2 separate regions of the Homo sapiens genome follow, and region 1 is linked to region 2. The links are chromatin loops, found by intact Hi-C in ENCODE. Cell type or tissue: GM12878. All regions are shown on one strand. Each heading gives the region's core, and the rest is flanking DNA. Links, peaks and the distances in the headings are about the cores only.

Region 1 (9,984 bases), core at 1,345-9,344, 76 kb before region 2:
TCACTGAGTGATTGCCTTAGTTATGCAACAATAGAGAAATAAGTGTCTATTATTCTGGTGTTCAGGTAAAGTAGAATTCTATCAAAATTGTCACAAAATTGTCTTTGATGAGAGCCATCATAGTGCAAAGTTGATGACTAAAAGGAGATGGTTAAGTTGTCTAAAGAGCAAGGCCATAGGAGAGAAGAAACTAATATTCAAAGCTTCCTCCCACAGTTCAAAGTTAGAGAAACCTGAGAGGGGTGTACTGGTATGACCACCCGAGATCCCATCGCTGAGAAAGATAATGGCCCTGGAGACAAAGACTGATGAAGAAAGACAGTATCCAGCTGTGATGCAGATGAAACATGCGGCATGGTTGCACTCACTATGCAGCCAAGGCTGGAAGCCACTCTGGATCCAGCCACTCTGGCACAGCGTTCTTGCTCTAGGAAGAACAACTGAACATGGCCACACAGGCCTCACAGCTGGCATATGGAGGCTGTTAATAAGCTGAGCTTGAGGCTTCAAAGGACTCTTGTAGCCTGTGCTGGATCTAGCAGTGACCAGTATGCCAGTGGCCATGGATGCCCAGGCCCATGTTCAGTAGTGAAGCAGGTGCTAGCAGCAGAAGCAATAGAAATGGAAACTGGGAGATCTGCTGTGGATGAATCTCATTATCTTCTTTCTCTGACCCTCTTTGGACTAAATAAACTCCCAGTATTCTTGACCAACAGAGGTAGGGTTGGAACAGAACCTCAAAAGTCATCATTAGACTTCCTACTAATAGGGCATTGGAAGTTCAAGCGACTAACTAGGAAACAGGTTAGTATTTGTACCCCTACACTGTGCAACAGATTACATACCATTTGCTCTATTTGGCATCCTTTCCTTAGGCTAGATTCCCAGAAGAAAGATTACTGATTCGAAGGGCATGAACATTTTTATGACTCTTGGCCTAAATTACTAGGCCAAGGTTTTTTCAAAGGGATGCACTAATTTTCACTATTTCCCCACACCCTTTCAGGTGATAAATAATTGACTTGATTTGTTTACACTGACGCCAAGAATTCTTGGGAAGAAGGATCAAAGTGAAAAGTGGTAGCCCATGGTGGGGAGGCCACACTCAGTGCAGTTGTGAAGTCAGCAGCATTTTTAAGCCCATTCATTGCCAGTAGCCCTGAGATGAGCATTCCCAAGCTGCTTCCCAGGTCCCTCCTCCACTCTCTCAGGGACATCCATTCTGTACCAGCCCCCTCAGATACTCATGCCCTTGCCCTCCCTTCTCCATGCTCATTAAAACCAGCTTAAGAGCAGATATGACATCAGTCACTTACCTTTTCGTGTGGCTCTAAATCAAAGTGTCACCTCTCCCAAGCACATGCTTGCATCTTAGCTCTGATTGAGGAATGAAAAGCTTTGTTCTCTGTTAAAAGAACTTTGAGCTTAGATGCCCCAGACTGAGAAATCCACCAAAAGCTGGACCTTTGACTTGAGCGGCAAAGGACCCCCATAGTCAGGCTGTGATTTGAGGAGCATCAAGAGGCCAGAGTTTCCAAGTTGGGACCCAGAAGGTGGGGTTGGCAGGGGGAGGGTAGGAGCAGCTGGAGACTCTGCTCTACCAGGGGAATACGGAGGTGGGGACCAATCCCAGGGTAAGGAATGAAAGTAGGAGCCCCAGAAGCTGAAAACATACTTCACCGATGTCAGCATTTTACCCAGAGCCATTCCAAGGTGACCATAACTCACTTAAAAGCCTGAAAGCTGTTTTATGCCAACTAATAAAGTGCAGTTTAATAAAAAAGTTGTCAATCATTTTTATATAAAATGTATTTGGGGCATGAATGGTTTTGATCTTTTATAAAGTCAAAAGCTTTTAGTGCTGCTCATGGTTATAATCACTGCGTGAGCCTGGGCAAGCCTCACAACCTTGCTGGCCTTGACTTTCTTATTTATGAGCTATAGACAATTACACCCAGCCTGCTGCCTGGAGGGCTGGGGAGAGTGGTGAATTGAGTGTTCAAGTTGAAAGTAAGAGGTGGTCTTCAGCGGTTGACTCCAAGCATTACTTATGATCAAGGTCTAATTTCTAAGAGTCCAAAATTAAATAACAGGTAGAATTGAATGCCTTGAGCTTGTCTAGTGATATGGAAGTGTAGCTAATAGCCTACAGCCTAACCGTGTAAGATACAACTGGAATATAATACAAACCCCATGGAGAGTAAAGGACAAAGAGAAATTAAAGTAAGAGGCAGGAAATAATAAAACGATATTTAATTTGGACATGTGCCCCCAACGCATCTGTAGAAAAATCAACAAAGCATAAATACCAATGGGAAAACCTAGCCATAATTACTCTAAAAGATATAGAGACAGGAAATTGGATAGGAGTTTGCAGTGTTGTTTTGGGCTGCAGGGATGCCCCTGTGTGCCTGCAAAGGGAAATGAGAGTTTATCTCTGAATAATCAGATGGAATTGTACATCAAATAAGGGTAAAATTGGTCATAGTCATCTCATGATTGCAGTGGTTTCTATGTTCTCCAGGTCAGTCCACCATCATTGAGGAGACGTGGGTGCGGAGAAAGGGGTCAGGTATGTGGTCAGACATCTCTGTGGGATCTCTGCTGCTAACTAGCTATGCCACATTAAGTATGTTTTAACTTGTCTGACCCTCCAGTTTAGCTCAACAAAATAGAAGAAAATCTCCCTTTCAAGGCTGTTGGAAGGACTACAGATGAAAAGTATATAAAGTTCCCAGCAGATGGAAAATATCAAATAAATGTCAGCTAGTAGCAGCAGCAGGAGCAAAGATGAAGGCCGACTCCTGAGTTTTCAGACTCCACAGATCCCAGAATCCTTCTCTGCTCTGAGTTCTGAGTCCCACAGTTCTGATGCATCCACCTGTGCACCTCACCGGCAATCAGTGGGAGCCTGGGAATGGTTAACTAAGAGGGGCTTGAGAAGGCAATGAGAGAGGAGCACAAGGAGGTAACCAGCCACTCCACTGAAGCTGTGTTTAGGTGGTGGATATGATCTGCCAGCGGCCCCTCAGCCAAAACCACCAATACAAATCCATGTAGACAGTTTCTTAAACAAACTTAGTAAAATCAAATCTAGAATATCTCCCCCTTTCAAACAATGCATTTTCCCAGTGCCAAAGTACAGCACTTTCTTAGCATCTTCCTTCTACAAATGATGGCGCGATGCAGTTTAAACACATACCTTGCCAATTCTTTTTAAAATGTAGGCTTATATGATAATTTTAATCACATGCTTTCCCAATTATTACATGTGTATGTTTATATGGTAATGTTAACCACATGCTTTGCTACATGCTTGCTGTGAGTGATGTTTTATTTTATTTTTAGAGACAGGGTCTCAATCTGTCACCCAGGCTGGAGTGCAATGGTGATCATAGCTCACTGCAGCCTCGAATTCCTGGGCTCAAGTGACCCTCCCACCTCAGCCTCCCAAGTAGCTGGGGCTCCAGGTGCACAACCACATGTTGCTGATTTTTAAATTTTTTGTAGGGATGGGGGTCTCACTGTGTTCCCCAGGTTGGTCTTGAACTCCTGGCCTCAAACGGTCCTCCCAACTTGACCTCCCAAAGCACTGGGATTACAGGCCCGAGAACCACACACAGCCTGCTGTGAGTGATTTTAAGAGAAGCTGTTAGAGATTGGGGCCCTAGCATCTCATTGAATCACTGGTTGACACCACCACAGCCTCCCAGCTCTCAAGCAATTCCTAGGAAAACAGGAATTCATCGGGAAAATATTCTTGATCCTGATACCAAAATTAACAAAGGGGGCTGCTTCTTGTGTTGTATTCTCAACAGCAGAAATGACAGTTGTGCCCATCAAAACCCCCAGAGACCCTGACCAGCAGGGAAGAGCAGTAGCAAGGAGATAGGAGAGAAGGGTGGTATAAAGAGTTTACCTTCTTTATTTTTCTCTGTCCACAGTTCCTTTACGCGGAAAGCTATTTACAGCAGCCACAGTCTCTGTTTGGTTTGGCATGACACTGACTTTCTATGGATAAGTCAGGATCTCATGTCCTCATCTAAAAATGGTACCATATTGAATGACGCTTTACCTTCATTTCTCTCACTTCACTGGTTTTGGATGAGCATAGGGGCACCTTTGGGTCAGAGTACTTTTCAGAGAGGGACAGTCAATAAAAAGCCTTCGTGTATAACTAGTCCATTTTCATGCTGCCGATAAAGACATACCTGAAACTGGGTAATTTATAAAGAAAAAGAGGTTTAATGGACTCACAGTTCCACATGGCAGGGGAAGCCTCACAATCATGGTGGAAGGTGAATGGCACGTCTTACATGGCGGCTGAGAAGACAGAATAAGAGCCAAGTGAAAGGGGTTTTGCCTTATAAAACCATCAGATCTCATGAGACTTATTCACTACCATGAGAACAGTATGGGAAAACTGTCCCCATGATTCACCTATCTCCCACCAGGTCCCTCCCACAACACGTGGAAATTAAGGGAGCTACAATTCAAGATGAGATTTGGGTGGGGACACAGCCAAACCGTATCAGTGTGCCCAGAGAGAGAGTGGGTAAGAGGAATAGACCAAAACTTGAACTATGAGAAAGAGAAGTAAGACGGTAGGGAAGACTGTAGTTCAGAATCTGTAAGTTATAACTGACTTCTCACAGCCTGGCAAAAAATTGGAAGCTGGAGTATAGGACATAAATTCATGAGCAGTAGCAATTTTAGCCAAGTCGAGAGAAAAGCATTGAACTTCAAATGAAAATAATGTTCAAAGAGGTGAACATGAAGTTCATTCAAGATGTGGAGGGAATTATGAGCAGGGAGATGCATGCCAAGAGAAACTAGATGGTATTTGAAAAAAGTGAGATTCAAATTAAGGTTCACACACAGAGAGAGAGAAAGAGGGATAAAACAAAAATATTTTAATGGTTTCCTTTTCCTGTGGTCTGCTTTAGAATTCACCCAAAAGCCAATTGTTTCTGTGGTTATTCAAATTTTGTTTCTCTTCTCACTCCCTCCTCTTGTCTATCCTCTGATCCCCAGCATTTGGACAGAATAAGAGAGAGGAAGTAAAACTCAAATCATTTTACTTTACTTTTTCTTGGCCATTTGGCTAAGAGATGTGTGGGGTGAAGAGGTGCTTGTGGCCAAAGTGTGATTTGTAAAATGTGTGGGTATTTTTTGTTTGGTTGGTTTTGCTTTTAGCTGCTATACTTATGTTACCCCAGTTTACCACATCCAGTCCTCTTTGGGCACAAAGGGAAAGACTCAACAAACATTTGTTGAGTGGCTTGACTCAGCTTTGCTCCTTCTCCTGAGTATTCCTCCGTGGAGTTTTAGCAACTTCCCATAGGAAATCCAGGCTAAGGTCTGATTCATCCAGTCCTGAATAATGTGTTAATCATGAATTGGATAAAAATCATGAATTGGATACTACTCAAGAGGATAAGCTGTTTTCAAACATCTTAGCAGTAAATATTTGCAAACCAACAAGAAACACACTAAATACAAATGGCGTTTCTCAATTCATTAGAGCAAGCCTGCAAGAACCTTGACCTGGGAGTAGTGAGGCCACTTTCTCAGCCACTAGTTCATGCCATTATATATACATACCAGTTTTAACAATACATTATTTTTATAATTTTCAATGTTTGAGATTATTCATGAACCTGAACTGCCCTTCAACCTGTAAATCTGAATAAGTGAGGTTTTACTATGATTTACAAAACCATAAAACAAGACAGAAAGAGGTCTGTTCATCTAATAGTGGCTGTTTGTTTCTCCTTTCCTTTTTGGAGAGGAGGGAAAAAAAGAGCAAATGTCTATCTAGCAAGATGACGTAGGGCTGGATAAAAAGATAAATGCCTCTGAGGTGTGTAGGGATATTACAAATGTGATTTGGAAGAAAGACAAGATCTGAGGGGGTGGGAAGTTCAGTGTAGAAAGTCTCTTCTATCAGGACATGGATTCTAATTCTCTCCTACCACACTGGGCATAACCATCAGGGAATTTAAAGTCCCTTCCATGCCAGGCATGCCCCATCACCTAGGAAGAAACTCAACCCATCAGCAGGCATCCAAAAAGGCGTCAGCCAGGTAGGGTCCCAAAGAGCCCCACACCTTGGGTTATCTGGGAAAATCCCAAGTTATTTAGAAGACAGTGTACCTCTTGCCTCTACCCTTGGTGGTAAACATTGCTTCAGAGTCACACACACACAAAAAGATAAGCTTTTTTCTCAATTGAAAACTGGAAAGTTGAAAGAGGAAGTAAAGAGAAAAAGAAAGACATATACTATAATCCAGGAGTCCCACATGTTCAGAAACTCTTCACCTGTGAATCTACATTTTACTGAGTTCACATCTGCCTTCTGAAGGGTAACCACTCTTTACCCCCCAAATTCAACTCATTACTTGTTCAACTTTGACCAAGAGGTTTTTTTTTTTTTTTTTTTTTTTTTTTGAGATAGTCTCGCTCTGTTGCCAGGCTGGAGTGCAGTGGCGCGATCTCAGCTCACTATAAGCTCTACCTCCTGGGTTCACGCCATTCTCCTGCCTCAGTCTCCTGAGTAGCTGGGACTACAGGCGCCCACCACCACGCCTGGCTAATTTTTTTGTATTTTTAGTAGAGATGGGGTGTTTCACCGTGTTAGGCAGGATGATCTCGATCTCCTGACTTCATGATCCACCTGCTTTGGCCTCCCAAAGTGCTGGGATTACAGGCATGAGCCACCGTGCCCAGCCGACCAAGAGATATTTTTAAGAAAAGTCTCATAAAAGCATAAAATTTTATATATGGCAAAAGCAATCAACATCTATAGAAAACTGATAAACACATATGACTCAGAGGAAGAAATTTCCCTCTATGTATTATTTACTGTTAAACTTACTATGGCTTATAAGGCCTTGATCATCTAAACACTTGTTTCGATTTATCCATTCTCTTCCTCTCCTCTTCAGCCTTCTTGAGATTGTGGGTCATCTCCAGGGATACTTCTCCACAGTTCTACTATCAGTGTCTAAGGGATTCAGGTTAGGGCAACACACACAAAAAGTCAAATTCAGTTATTCAAGCACCAATTAGATAATGAACATCTGCCTGGGGTACTCACGACATTCTGGGCTAAATATTCCCCCAGAGAGAAGAATAAGGGAGTACTCAGTGGGTACTAATGTCTGGTCTGTGACATGACAATGAAGTGAAGATTAAGTTCCATCTTTACCCCCATTCACCATTTATCTCCCAATCTCTCTTCCCAAGTCATTCTTTTTTTTTTTTTTTAATTATACTTTAAGTTTTAGGGTCATTCTTATCTTCTTCTCATCTCTTACCTGTTTTTTCCTGACCCTAATTCCTCAAAGAAGCTTAATTCACTTCTAGATCCCCTCCTTCCCCCATGAATATAAAGAAAATAACTATATCTAGTTCTTTTAGATGTTCAAATTGACTTGATTGCTAGCTGAAATCAAAATTGACCAGCTGAAGTGGTTTTCAAGAATGTTAATTCTTATTCTGACCACTGGATTAGCACAATGGGCCATTGTACACATAAGTACACCCACAAGGCAGTCAGTAAAATAGACAATGCCTAAAGCTGTAGATACACTATATACATGGCATGAATCTTTTATTCATTTGTTTAGTCTACAGCAGGAAGCCAACTGCCTCACTTCAGGCCAGAGGGAGAATGCTGAGATATTGTACGAATACATGCAATTTTCCAAGCTTCAGGAAATTTGAACTGAAACATTGACAGGAAAGAGCCCATAGTACACTTGCATGTTGAGCTGGTGTTTAAACTCTTTTTCCCATGTAATGAGCTCATATCCAAAATGTTGACTCAACGTGCATGAGGACTTGGCAAGTCCTGTGGGGAGGAGCGCCCTGTCACGGGAAACAGGAGAAAAACAAGGCCGGCTCAGCACATTCTCTCAGAGCACACAGGCCTTCATGGGCCAGAGTTTCTGTTATTAAAAATAAGAAAAGAAAAAAAACAGAGAATGTCTCCTCTTAATCCAGCAATAACTCCAAGAAGATAATAAGTCAACAGTCACTTTTTTCATGGCTACCTACTACAGAGTGTCCTAGTAAAATATATACTTGATACATTAATATACGCTTTAAAAAGAATAGCAGTTAGACATTAACCAATATCTGTTTTGGTTATGTTAAAGTCACAAATGTTTAAAATGCCCATCGTTTCACAGTCAACCACATATAAGATATATCTTGCTTTATTAAGTGTATTTAACACCTAAAAGTGCCACACACTTTCCAGGGCACACTCATCTGAGGGAGTTTGTAGAAGATGCAGTGCTCATGGGGCCCTAGGTTGTTAGCTCTGAGGCTGCCATGCTTCATTCACCAACATGTATTCCCTTACAACTTGGGCCCAGCAACAACAGATTTACTATATAAGCCTCCAGTACTTCCTGAAAAAGTCCTTTCCAAATACCCTCAAAAACAAACAAACAAACAAAAACAGTCCTCTTTCTGTGTTTCAATCAAGGCTATAAAAGTAACCCATGTTAAAAAGCCAGGATGGCTGCAATGAATGGAGCACACAGAAGGCCTCCTGAGCAGTATAGACTTTATTTTTCCATCGTGGGGCTCCTGTAATTTTTAAAAGTCTGTTTGAAGATATTAATTTGGCAGGAATGAGGAAGATGGATTCAAGGGATTAGGAACTGTAGGGAGATGTAGCAAGTGGATGAAGGCCTGGACATGAATAATGTTCACAAGAATGGGAAGGAGGGAAAGATTAAAAGGGATATTTAGAAAGAAGAACTGACAAGCCTTGGTAACGGAGCAGATATAGGAGATAATGAGGAGAGAGGAGTTGGAGTTGGAGTTGGTGAGGAGAGATGGAGTTGGAGTTGGATACAGTGACAACTTCGAAGTTTCTATCCAGAGGCTGGGAGTGTGATGGGCCATTGACAGAAATGGCAAACGGAGAGCTGGTTTGCAATGGATCAAGATGAGGGTTGAACTCAGAGATTCTTAAATCTAAAACATCTCAGAAGGCACCAAGCCCAATTTTATACTTCCTTTCTGTATATTAGAGACTGAGGCCCACAGAGGAGAGGATAAAGACCCGTTGAAGGTCTTAGTTAGTTGGCATGGAGCAGACACTAGTACCCAGTCTTTGGTCTCTTGTTTCTATGCCTATGATCATTATTCAATGGTCCTGTGCCTAAGCTAGAAATCTTTTGATTGCGAGTGATGGAGAACCCAACCCAATTTGACTTGAATAAGTAAAGGAATTTATTGGCTCTTACAAGTGTAAAGTCCAGAGGTTTCAGTTGAGGCATGGTCCAACAGCTCAACATTTTCACTGAGCACCTAGTTTCCTTTTGTCTAATCTCTGCCCAATATTGTTCATAGTTCCAAGATGTTCACCAAGAGGTCCCTGAGCTGTGTGCTTTCTCATTTACATCCAGCAGGAAAGAAAGAAGGTTTTTGTTCTAGAATTCCAAGCAAAAGTCCTGGGATTCACTCTAATTGGATTTGCTTGGTCATATGTCCACCCATGGCCAACCACATGGCTGGGGAGCCAAATGTGCTGGTCTGGGTCACATGTTCCACCCCTGGAGCCCCAGGTAGAATCAGATTCCATAGAGCCAAATGGATTCCCAAACTCCAATGAGGGCTGCTAGGAAGAAAATAACAGAAGCTACAGCATCAACCAACAAATGTCTATTACACATTGTTTGGCTAAATCTCCTTCTGTTTTTTCCATAGCAAGTTTATGACTTTTATTTTTATTTTATTTTATTTTGAGGTGGAGTCTCGCTCTGTCACCCAGGCTGGAGTGTAGTGGCACGATCTTGGCTCACTGCAAGCTCCGCCTCCTGGGTTCACGCCATTCTCCTGCCTCAGCCTCCTGAGTAGCTGGGACTACTGGTGCCCGCCACCACACCCGGCCAATTTTTTGTATTTTTAGTAGAGATGGGGTTTCACCATGTTAGCCAGGATGGTCTCGATCTCCTGATCTCG
Region 2 (9,984 bases), core at 730-8,729:
AAATTGAAGAAAAAGACTTGTAGACAATCTCACAAAACAAAATCTAATTCCATCTATTGTTCATTTTGTTTCTAAGAAAATAACTAAAATGTTTAAAATTTTAGGAAGGTTGACTATAAAAGAATGGCAAAATGCCAAACAGAAAGAACATAGAGGTTACGATTATGAACTCAGACAATGCTCCCAGGAGTCTTTAAATAGAGTTGAATTGCAGTATATTTATTAAGATCTGTCTTCATGTCGATCATTCTTGGTCAATTTTCTCTGAGACCCTGTTTACTTTTCCATTAAGCACATTCAAGTCGCTTATTGCAGGAAGTTGTGTTGAATTATATCAATAAATTTGTGTTCTGTCCCATTCATTTCATAATTTTTCTCTTGGTCCTTCACTTATTCATATTTCCTTTCCCTGTCTTCCCATTCCATCATTTTCTTTCAACCTTTTTCTTTTTCACTCTCAAATTTTTGTCTTTTTGTTTTTAAAGTATTTGCTTTTTACTTTTTAGAAGTTTTGCCTTTTTCAAATAAGCATGCCTTTACTTTTTATACTTCAAATCCTTAAGATAATATAGTACTATAAATGAGACTATTTTTAAAAATCTATACCTCAATTTGTAGAAGGATAAAACTCATTTTATGGAAGGTAAAAGGTAAGAGTCTGTTCTAAGAGTACACAGGCTAATAGTGTCTCCTAGCCTTTGAAATCCTTTTTTGTTTTGCTCAGATTTCTCATGTATACCCTCTACAATCAACAGTGTCAGTTTTCCTTCATGTTCCTTCCAACAGAGCCCTAATTTCAATTATAGGGTCTGTTTTTGTTTTTGTTTTAAATTCTAGGCTCTGTGCTTGTTGGGGATGATAGATGTTTGACAGCTTTCTCGCTTTCTTCTAATGTAATTGGTCCATATAGATATGTTATCATCCCTTGAAACTTATTTGGTAAATTATATTATCCCTATTTATATATTAGCAACTTTTAATTCAATACATCTCTCCCTGATCTTTTTGTCTCTTTGCTTTGGGTCCTTGGTTTAATTACTTTTAAAATTAATTCTAAAATATTTGTCTTTTTTTTTTTTTTTTTTTTTTTTTTGACAAGGTCTCACTCTGTGGCCCAGGCTGGATTGCAGTAGCATGATCGTGGCTGACTGCAACCTTCATCTCCCAGGCTCAAGAGATCCGCCAGGTGCGGTGGCTCACGCCTGTAATCCCAGCACTTTGGGAGGCTGAGGCCAGTAGATCACCTGAGGTCAGGAGTTTGAGACCAGCCTGGCCAACATGGCAAAACCCTGTCTCTACTAAAAATACAAAAATTAGCCAGGCGTGGTGGCATGCCTGTAGCCCCAGCTACTCGGGAGGCTGAGGCAGGAGAATCACTTGAACCCAGGAGGCGGAGGTTGCGGTGAGCTGAGATTGTGCCACTGCACTCCAGCCTGGGCCACAGACTGAGACTCTGCCTTAAAAAAAAAAAAAAAAAAAAAGAGAGAGAGAGAGAGAGAGACAGAGAGAGAGAGAGAGAGAGAGATCCTCCCACCACAGCCTCCGGAGTAGCTGGGACTACAGGCATGCACCTCCATGCCCAGCTAATTTTTTTGTACTTTTAATACAGACAGAGTTTCGCCATGTTGCCCAGGTAGCTCTTGAACTCCTGGGCTTAAATGATCCACCCACCTTGGCCTCCCAAAGTGCTGGGATTACGAGCCACTGTGCCCAGTCATATTTTTTTTTTAAATAGACTTTATTTTTTAGAGCAGTTTTAGGTCCACAACAAAATTGAGCAGAAAATACAGTATTCATATATACTCCCTGACTGCATGTGCATATAGCCCCCACCCCACTATCAACATCCCCCACAAGAGGGATACACGTGTTATAAATGATGAGCCTACAATGACAAATCAATATCACCCAAAGCCATAGTTTACATTAGGCTTCACTTTTGGAGTTGTACATTCTATGGATTTGGACAGATATATGGCATGTATCTACCATTATACTATCATAGAGAGTAGTTTCACTGCCCTAAAAATCCTCTGTGCCCCGCCATTTCAGCCCTCCCTCCCCCAAACCCCTGACCACCACAGATCTTACTACTGTCTCCATAGTTTTGTCTTGTCTAGAATGTCATATAGTTGGTATCATATGAAGCCTTTTCAGATCGGCTTCTTTCACTTAGTAATACGCATTTAAGGTTCCTCCGTGTCTTTCCATGACTTGATCGTTCATTTCTTTTTAGCACTAATTAATATTCCATTGTCTAAATGTACCACAGTTTATTTATCCATTCACCTGCTGAAGCATATCTTGGTTGCTTCCATGTTTTACAGTTATAAATAAAGCTGCTCTAAACATTTGTGTGCAAGTTTTTGTTCATTTGGGTAAATACCAAGGAACATGATTGCTGGATCGTATGGTAAGGGTATGTTTAGTTTTGTAAGAAACTACCAAACTGCTTTGCAAAGTGGCTCTACCGTTTTGCATTCCCACCAGCAATGAATGAGAGTTCCTATTGCTCCATATCCTTGCCAGTATTTGGTGTTGGCAGTGTTTTGGATTTGGATTTTGGCCATTTTAACAGGTAAGTGGTATGGCCTTTTTTTTTTTTTTTTTTCTTTTTGAGATGGAGTATCACTCTGTTGCCCAAGCTGGAGTGCAGTGGCACAATCTTGGTTTACTGCAAGCTCCACCTCCCAGGTTCAAGCGCTTCTCCTGCCTCAGTCTCCCACGTAGCTGGGATTATAGGTGCCTACTACCATGCCTGGCTAATTTTTTGTATTTTTAGTAGAGATGGAGTTTCACCATGTTGGTCAGGTTGGTCTGGAGCTCCTGTCCTCAAGCAATCCATCCACCTCAGCCTCCCGAAGTGCTGGGATTACAGGCATGTGCCACCATGCCCGGCCTCATTCTTTTTTAATGTCATAGTTTTATGACATGGGCTGCAACATTCTTCTAGAGTCTGCACTTCATTTGATATTTGTTTTTCCTACTACTTTCCTTCTTTCTTCTTGTAACATCTTTGTATATTAAAGATCCTGTGATGGCTCCTTTTTTATTACTTTTTACAGAAACAGTTGATTTTTTTTCCTGTATCAGCTTTTTGCTTTCTTACTCATGTGATTTTCCTGTATTAGCCAACCAATTACGGTGAAAATGGTGACACAGAAGGACAGGGGGAAATGGGGCAACTCATAGTTCCTTTTCCCTTCAGTTGTTCTTTTTCCTTTCCTTTTCTTTCAAAAAAGAGAGAGGGTCTTGCTCTGTTGCCCAGGATGGAGTGCAGTGTTGCAATCATGGCTCTCAGTCTTGAACTCCTGAGATCAAGCGATCCTCCCAGCTCAGCCTCCAGGGTAGCTAAGACTACAGGCCTGCACCACCACGCCAAGCTAATTTTTAATTTTTTTGTGGAGATAGGGTCTCACTATGTTGCCCAGGGTTGTCTCAAATTCCTGGCCTCAAGTGATCCTCCCCTCTCAGCCTCCCAAAGCACTGGGATTACAGGTGTGAGCCTGTGCACCCAGCTCAGTTTTTCTTTACTCATCAGTAAGTCAAAGGTACAGACTGTTGGTAGAAAGTCCTCATACAAAAAAATGAAATGAAAACAATCTGAGCTCATTTTGTATAGCATTTCCATTGTTCTGGCAAACACAAAATATATATGAATGTACAAACTGAGAAATATAAATTGTATAATTTTAGTGATTCTGCGTAAAATTTAAATGTTCTTCTATTTACATTTAAAATTGCCATTTTATGCTAATATCATTAAATTTTAATTTTTCTTTTCTTAGAACAACAATAAATTTTAAAAACTTCATGACAAGTCGAGAGGGAAAGTACAGAGGAAAGGAAGGAATTTTATGTTTTAGTAATTTTCACATCATTTTTCCTTGATTTTCGAAGGAGGGCCTTGCATTTTCAGGCCCTGCAAATTATGCAGCCAACCTTGCATAGGAGGTTAGTGCTGGAAAGACCTTAGAGATTATCTAGCTCAATCCATTCATCAGACACAAAAGATGGACTGAGAAAGATGAAATGATATTTTGCTTAGGAAATTAAAAGGGGAGAGTAGGATGGGAAAAACTTCCTCCATCTTCAGATCTTCAGGAGTGAACGGTGGTTTCACTGAAAGACACTAAGTCCACGGGGAGCCGCACCTCTCAGATCTGTCTCTTTGCAGGTTGTCTAACGCCCACTCCCTCCCGTGTTGATCTGGGCTTCTCTCACATTAGAGGGCAGTAGAGCCAAGTACCCAGATCCTTTGCAGCTGCTGCATATTTTGGCCCCACGTCCACCATCCTGGGTTTCCCCCTGTGGGTGTCCTTCCCACACATTCAACATCCAAGCAAGGTCCTACACCACCAAGAGAGTCCCGCCAGCCCTGGGCACCTACGGGGACTTCCAGTGGACACGTATTCTATTCTTGGGAACTTTCGGTTTCTAAGAAGTCCACAAAGCCTTTAAAAGTTTGGAAAAAGAGTTGAAAAGAATCGTAAGAGGTAGGATTTAGAGGAGAACGGGGAGTCCCGATGCAACGCCCTGAGTCTTCCTCCCTTAGACAACTTTTTCCTTCCTGTGAAGACAGTATGCAAGGAAAAAAAGAGAGTGCTAGAACTGAATTGGGAACAATGTAATGTCTTTTTCTATTGCTCTGGCAAAATCCTTGCTGAGAAACTGAGAAGTGTTGATTCTGAAAGCTTTTTTAGAAATTCTTTCCAAGGCAACTTAATTCAACAACACATTTAACAAGAGTCTTTTGTCAGACATCCTGTCCTCTGATATTTTAGAAAACACCACACACACACACACACACACACACGTGCACATGCATGTATGCACACACACTTTATTTTCACTTTTCTTCCCATCCAGCCCAAGGCATGCCCAGAGCACAGCAAAGCAACGCTTGGAGCTTTGAAAGGACACCATGTCCTTTCAAAACATGATTTTGAATTCCATCCTGCCTTCTCTCCACCTACATTAAAACTCTTGAAGGACATTTTCTTCTAATACTGTCTTTTTTGGGACTTCTTCATGTTGCCTGCAAATTATCTCTTTTCGAATCACAGCGTTTTGGGCACAGACCATCACTGCCCACGGAGTGATGAAGCAGACCGGGGCTGTGGTTACAGAGTCAGAAAGAAGGGTCTCCTGCCCCAGGGACCACCACACCCTCTCCCAGCATTCAAGCTGCCCAAGCTTTCTCAGAAAACATCTTTCCAGGCCATCACCAGCAGCGGGTTTTACCAAAAACGTCCCACTCTCTGGCTTCCTTGCTGATCTGTGGGCCTTGCTGGATCCACCCGCTCACGCACGGCCCTCCCCACAGACCTCTGCCTCGGCTGGATTCTTCCCTTCCACTGGCTCTTATGTGCTGGACTTCTGGATTCTCATTTGCTTCCTGAATTTTGTCGCCAGGACTCAGAATTCAGTCCTCCTGTCCAGTTCTGCTCTTGCGAGAGCCAACTCACATGCAAGCCCTCAAATCCTTCCTCATTGCTCTGAGGCTGGTTCTGGAGCACTTCGGCAGGGCCTGTATTCTAGCATAGTATCATAGTGCTTGCCTCCCCCACTAAAATGAAAATCAGGGACAATGACTCTTTCTCCAGGCCTCCTCTTCTACCCAAATACCTGGTGCTGGACTGGTATGCCGGCACACATTAGATGCTCAGTAAATAATTGCTGTCTAAAACAGATGTTCTCCACTGCAAGCACAACATTCCTTGTTAACATATCTGCACAAAAACCCAGAAAACAAATGTGGTTGTAACTTTGATTTCAGTTTGACAAACGTCTTTCAGTTGTGTTTCCAGAACGCCTCTTCCATCAACTTCAAAAGGCTGTGAACCGGGAGGCTGTCACACACGTAAGATCCAAAAAGCCACGTGGACTGCTCTGCCCAGCTGCAGGGCACTAGGGGCTGTTGTTGAGCTCTGAACAGATCCTGGGATTATTTATAATTGAAAATCAGACTCTGAGAGCCTTTAGAGTCATGAAGGAACTCATTATTCTCCTTCCCCACGTGCTTCTCCTCTGTTTTTCCCACCTCTGCCTCTGACCTGACATCTGACCACACTCACAGCAGGCTCTTCAGATCCCCTAGGCCTCAGAGCACCTGTGCTTGGCAAACAGCTGCTTTCCTGCTGGACTGAGACCCGCAGACCACCTGCATGCCCACACATACCCTTCTGACTGCAATGGAGCATCAAAGACTGAGAGCGAGGACCGGGTGGCCAGCTGAGGCGGAAACTCCGCCAGAGCTGACTTATTCCCAGGCTTATCTCAGCAGGGGCCTGCAGAAGTGGGGACACGGAATTGAGGCCACTGTGAGTTTTCGGTGTAAGCTTAGTCCCATTTCCAATCCACATGATCACCTCCCTGCCCCCTCCCCCTCCACATTCTTGGCCTGAGCCAGTCCCTCCCGTGAACACAGCAAAGGCCAGGTGACCAAGAAAGTGGAATAATAAAGGATTTTAGACTGGGGGAGGCAACTAATGGTCTTCTAAGCCAGTGAATAAAAAACTGTTTTAGCTGCCCAACCCTTTCTTCAAAAGAACCTTATTGGAAAGTCAAACAGGCAAAACCTATAAAAACCCAGAAAGAACAATCCACACTTCTGCTCTCTGGTTTTGCTTCTATCTGGCCATGATGTTTTCATCATTTTACTCTTCTGCCTTAGCTCCCTTTCATTCCTGACAAGCAGAGGCCTCTGACATCTCTGAGCCCAAACATGGGTACAGCAGTGCCTCTGAAGCCAGCAGTGCCAGACCAGCAGCAGAACTTCTCTTGCCCATCTGGGAATGGTGTTTACTGAAAACCAGAGAAAACAGGCACATTGATGAGTCCATCAGTTAGATTATTCTTTCTTGAGAGTGGCTGAAACCTGTATGAGTTTGTTCTCACATTGCTATAAAGAAATACCTGAGACTGGGCAATTTATAAAGAAAAGAGGTTTAATGGGCTTATGGTTCTGCAGGCTGTACAGAAAGCATGGTAGCATCTGCTTCCAGGGAGGCGTCAGGAAGCTTCCAATCATGGCAGAAGGTGAAAGGGGAGTAGGCATCTCACATGACAGGAGCAGAAGCAAGAGAAGGACGTGGGGGAGGAGCCACCCACTTTTAAACAGCCAGATCTCACGAGAACTCACTCACCATCATGAGAACAGCACCAAGGGGATGGTGACAAACCATTCGTGAGACATCTGCCCCCATGATCCAATTACCTCCCACCAGGCCCCACCTCCAGCACGGGAATTACAGCTCAACATGAGATGTAGTGAAGACACGGATCCAAACCATATCAAAGCCCAATACAAATAAGTTTAATTAAAATGGGGCTTTATTGGAAGGATAGTGGAACATCCACACACATACCTGGGCTCCCAGTAACTAGAATCCAGCCTCAGTGCCATGATGATCCCTCTTTCTCTGTCTCTCCTCTCTCATTCTCTCCAGTAGAGATGAGTTTTCTCTGTGTGACCACAAACATAGCCTCTGGGAGCTCTAGATTCCCATCCCTCCAGATTCCCATCCCTCCAGACTCCCTGAGCCAAAAAGCCCTCACCACCAACTTCTTTTAAAACAATCCTAGGAAAGCCTCTGATTGGTCCAGATTCCGCCATGTGCCCATCCCTGAACCAATCACTGTAGCCAGAGGGATGGACACATGTTCTCCCCATGGCCAGGATGCAGAGTTCTGGGATTGGCAGCTCCTTCCGGGCCATCAGCAAGGACACCGGGAGGAAGTAGTTCCGTGAAGAAAGAAGGGCTTCTGTTAGATTGATGGCAAACAGCACAGGTTCTTAATATTTTGATAGAGACTCTCTTGGAAACTCCTATAGCCGAAAAGATGCCTTAACCAAAAAGATTGTACCTTTGACTTCAGAATCAAAGTAACTGTAACTGAATTCCATAACTAAGAATTTAGTCCTCCTGTCCAGTTCTCTCTATTGCTCTTGCAAGAACCAGCTCAAATGCAACCCCTCAAGGCCTTTGTCATTGTTCTGAGGCCTGTTCTGGAGCATTTGAGCAGTGCCTATATTCTAAAATAGTATCTGATCTAATTAATGTTTGCCTCCTCCACTAAACTCTAACACAGGAACAATGAGTCCAGCTCCAAGCATTAGAGGCTGGGGCAACAGAGCCCTGCAGAGCTCCTCAGGCCACGCGCAGAGGGAGCCCCCACACTCCTTCCCTACACACCAGAATTAAAAACCAAACATTAGCTGGGAGTGCATGTGTTGCTTTTCTTTTGAGACTGGATTCAACTTGAAAGGACTCTTCATCTTATCTTGTGCAAGTGAGCAAGGGGAAGAGTGTTGGTTCTGTGGTGCAATAAATAACTTCTCATTATGAGAAATGCGATGCCCCTCTCCACCTAGCCATTTGGAAACCATAATCTGACATTACAGAAGCTTTTCTTGTGAGACCAGAGATATCTGAACCACTTCTCTTTTCAAGCAACTTCAGCAGGCTTTCCATGCTATTAGTGGAACAAGTCCAAGCTATCTTTGATTTGTGGTCGCTTGATTGGGTCCTGAAAGGACAGGCTCTGCTTTGTGAGGAGGGATAATTGCTTGGGAATCCTGCAGAGTAATTTAATTCCTGTGCAGTTAGAGGGACCACAAATTTGGAGAAACTTAACTCCTCTGGAGAGATGACAATATATGTGAAGGTTCCTCTCCACCATATGGGCCCTTCCTTTCCTCTGACAGCTCACTTCAGCCCTTTCTGCCTCATAAATTTTCCTGACACTGGGAATGTTTTCCTAGAAAAGAGGAGGTTCTTCTCAGATCCTGCCACACAAAGCCTGAGGCCACTTAGAAAATGATCCAGCTGCACAGCCTAACAGGTCAAACCACCATATCCTTAGGCACAATGTCATCACCTAACTCTGTGAATTTCAAACTCACTCCAGCAACCCATAGGGCAGTCAGAGTGGGAGGGTAGTAGTGTGTGAGGCCAAGAAATTGACCATCCTTTACTGATAGGAAGGGAGAGACCAAAGCTGCCTGAACCTGAGGGCCCACAGGCCCATTATAAGAGTCTTTGGTACCATTTGAACCAAAAGAGTTGATAGATCACTGCTATGGATATTCACAGGTTGAAGGAAAGATACCAATGAGATCGCACTTGTTTTGACGTTGGAAACCTAGCTTCATTTTCAGAACCATAACAACCAAAGGTTATCTCAGGCTAGGAAGGGACTTTTTCTTCTCAATAAACTTTCTGTTTTGGAATAATTTGAGAAGTACAGAAAAGTTGCAAATATAGTACAGAGAGTTCCCATATGCCTTTGACCCAGTTCCCACTAGTGTTAACATCTTTCATTACTATGCTACATTTGTCAAAACTAAGAAATGAACATTGGTACAGTACCATCAATTAAACTGCAGACGTGATTCAGATTTCATCAATTTTTCCACTAATGTTCCAGGATCTCATCCAGGATCCCACATTGAATTTAGTCAACATGTCTCTTTCATTTCCTCTGAGCTGTGATAGTTTTTTAGTTTTTCCTCATTTATCATGACCTTCACAATTTTGAAGGATACTAGTCAGATATTTTGTAGAATGTCCCTCAATTTGGGTTTGTCTCATGTTGTCTCCTGGTTAGACTAGGGTTATAGGGTTTGAGGAAGAAAAGCCAAAGGTGAAGTGCCTGGAAGAGATTTTTTAAAAGAAGAACAGGTAGATCAGAACTTACAAACTGACTTATCTTCAAGCCAAATCCTGTTTTGTTTGTTTCATCCTATGTTTCTTAGAAATGTTGTATTAATTTTGTACTGAATTTTTCTAATTCACATTTCCAGTGTCTCTTAAAAAATAGAAAGAGCTAGTGATTCCAGGCCTCCGAGGTAGTCAGAGGTGGGCACTGAGAAATGGTTGGCCCCTCCAGGGCTGTGTCTTCTTTGGGTCGCACCAGTCCTGTGGCCTACTCAGCGTGGAGGTCCAGCATCAGCTACTATTGATCATGTCCATAATGCTG

Evidence for each region. Peaks named below come from ENCODE experiments on the same cell type or tissue, not always from the same donor. Only the 100,000 strongest peaks of a DNase experiment are listed, where the experiment ranks them.
Region 1: a loop joins it to region 2, with 5 times the contacts of the local background. A loop is called at or near these places in 5 of 110 quality-filtered maps.

What each region holds. Positions count from the first base shown.
Region 1 is chr2:38,180,073-38,190,056 of GRCh38, forward strand. It overlaps CYP1B1-AS1 (CYP1B1 antisense RNA 1), which reads left to right. Exons shown (of 3, transcript NR_027252.1): 3 at 217-1,783. LOC102723739 (a long non-coding RNA gene) reads right to left here. Exons shown (of 4, transcript XR_007086289.1): 3 at 6,878-9,984; 4 at 4,236-4,323. Among named protein-coding and RNA genes, the nearest start is that of CYP1B1-AS1, 54 kb to the left of the region's middle. In GM12878, for the core only: no CTCF peak of the experiment used is centred there; DNase peaks (open chromatin) are centred at 5,099 and 6,267; H3K4me3 peaks cover 229 bases; H3K27ac peaks cover 2,813 bases.
Region 2 is chr2:38,256,350-38,266,333 of GRCh38, forward strand. No RefSeq gene overlaps it. Among named protein-coding and RNA genes, the nearest start is that of ATL2, 120 kb to the right of the region's middle. In GM12878, for the core only: a CTCF peak has its summit at 4,223; DNase peaks (open chromatin) are centred at 4,302, 4,685 and 5,882; H3K27ac peaks cover 4,698 bases.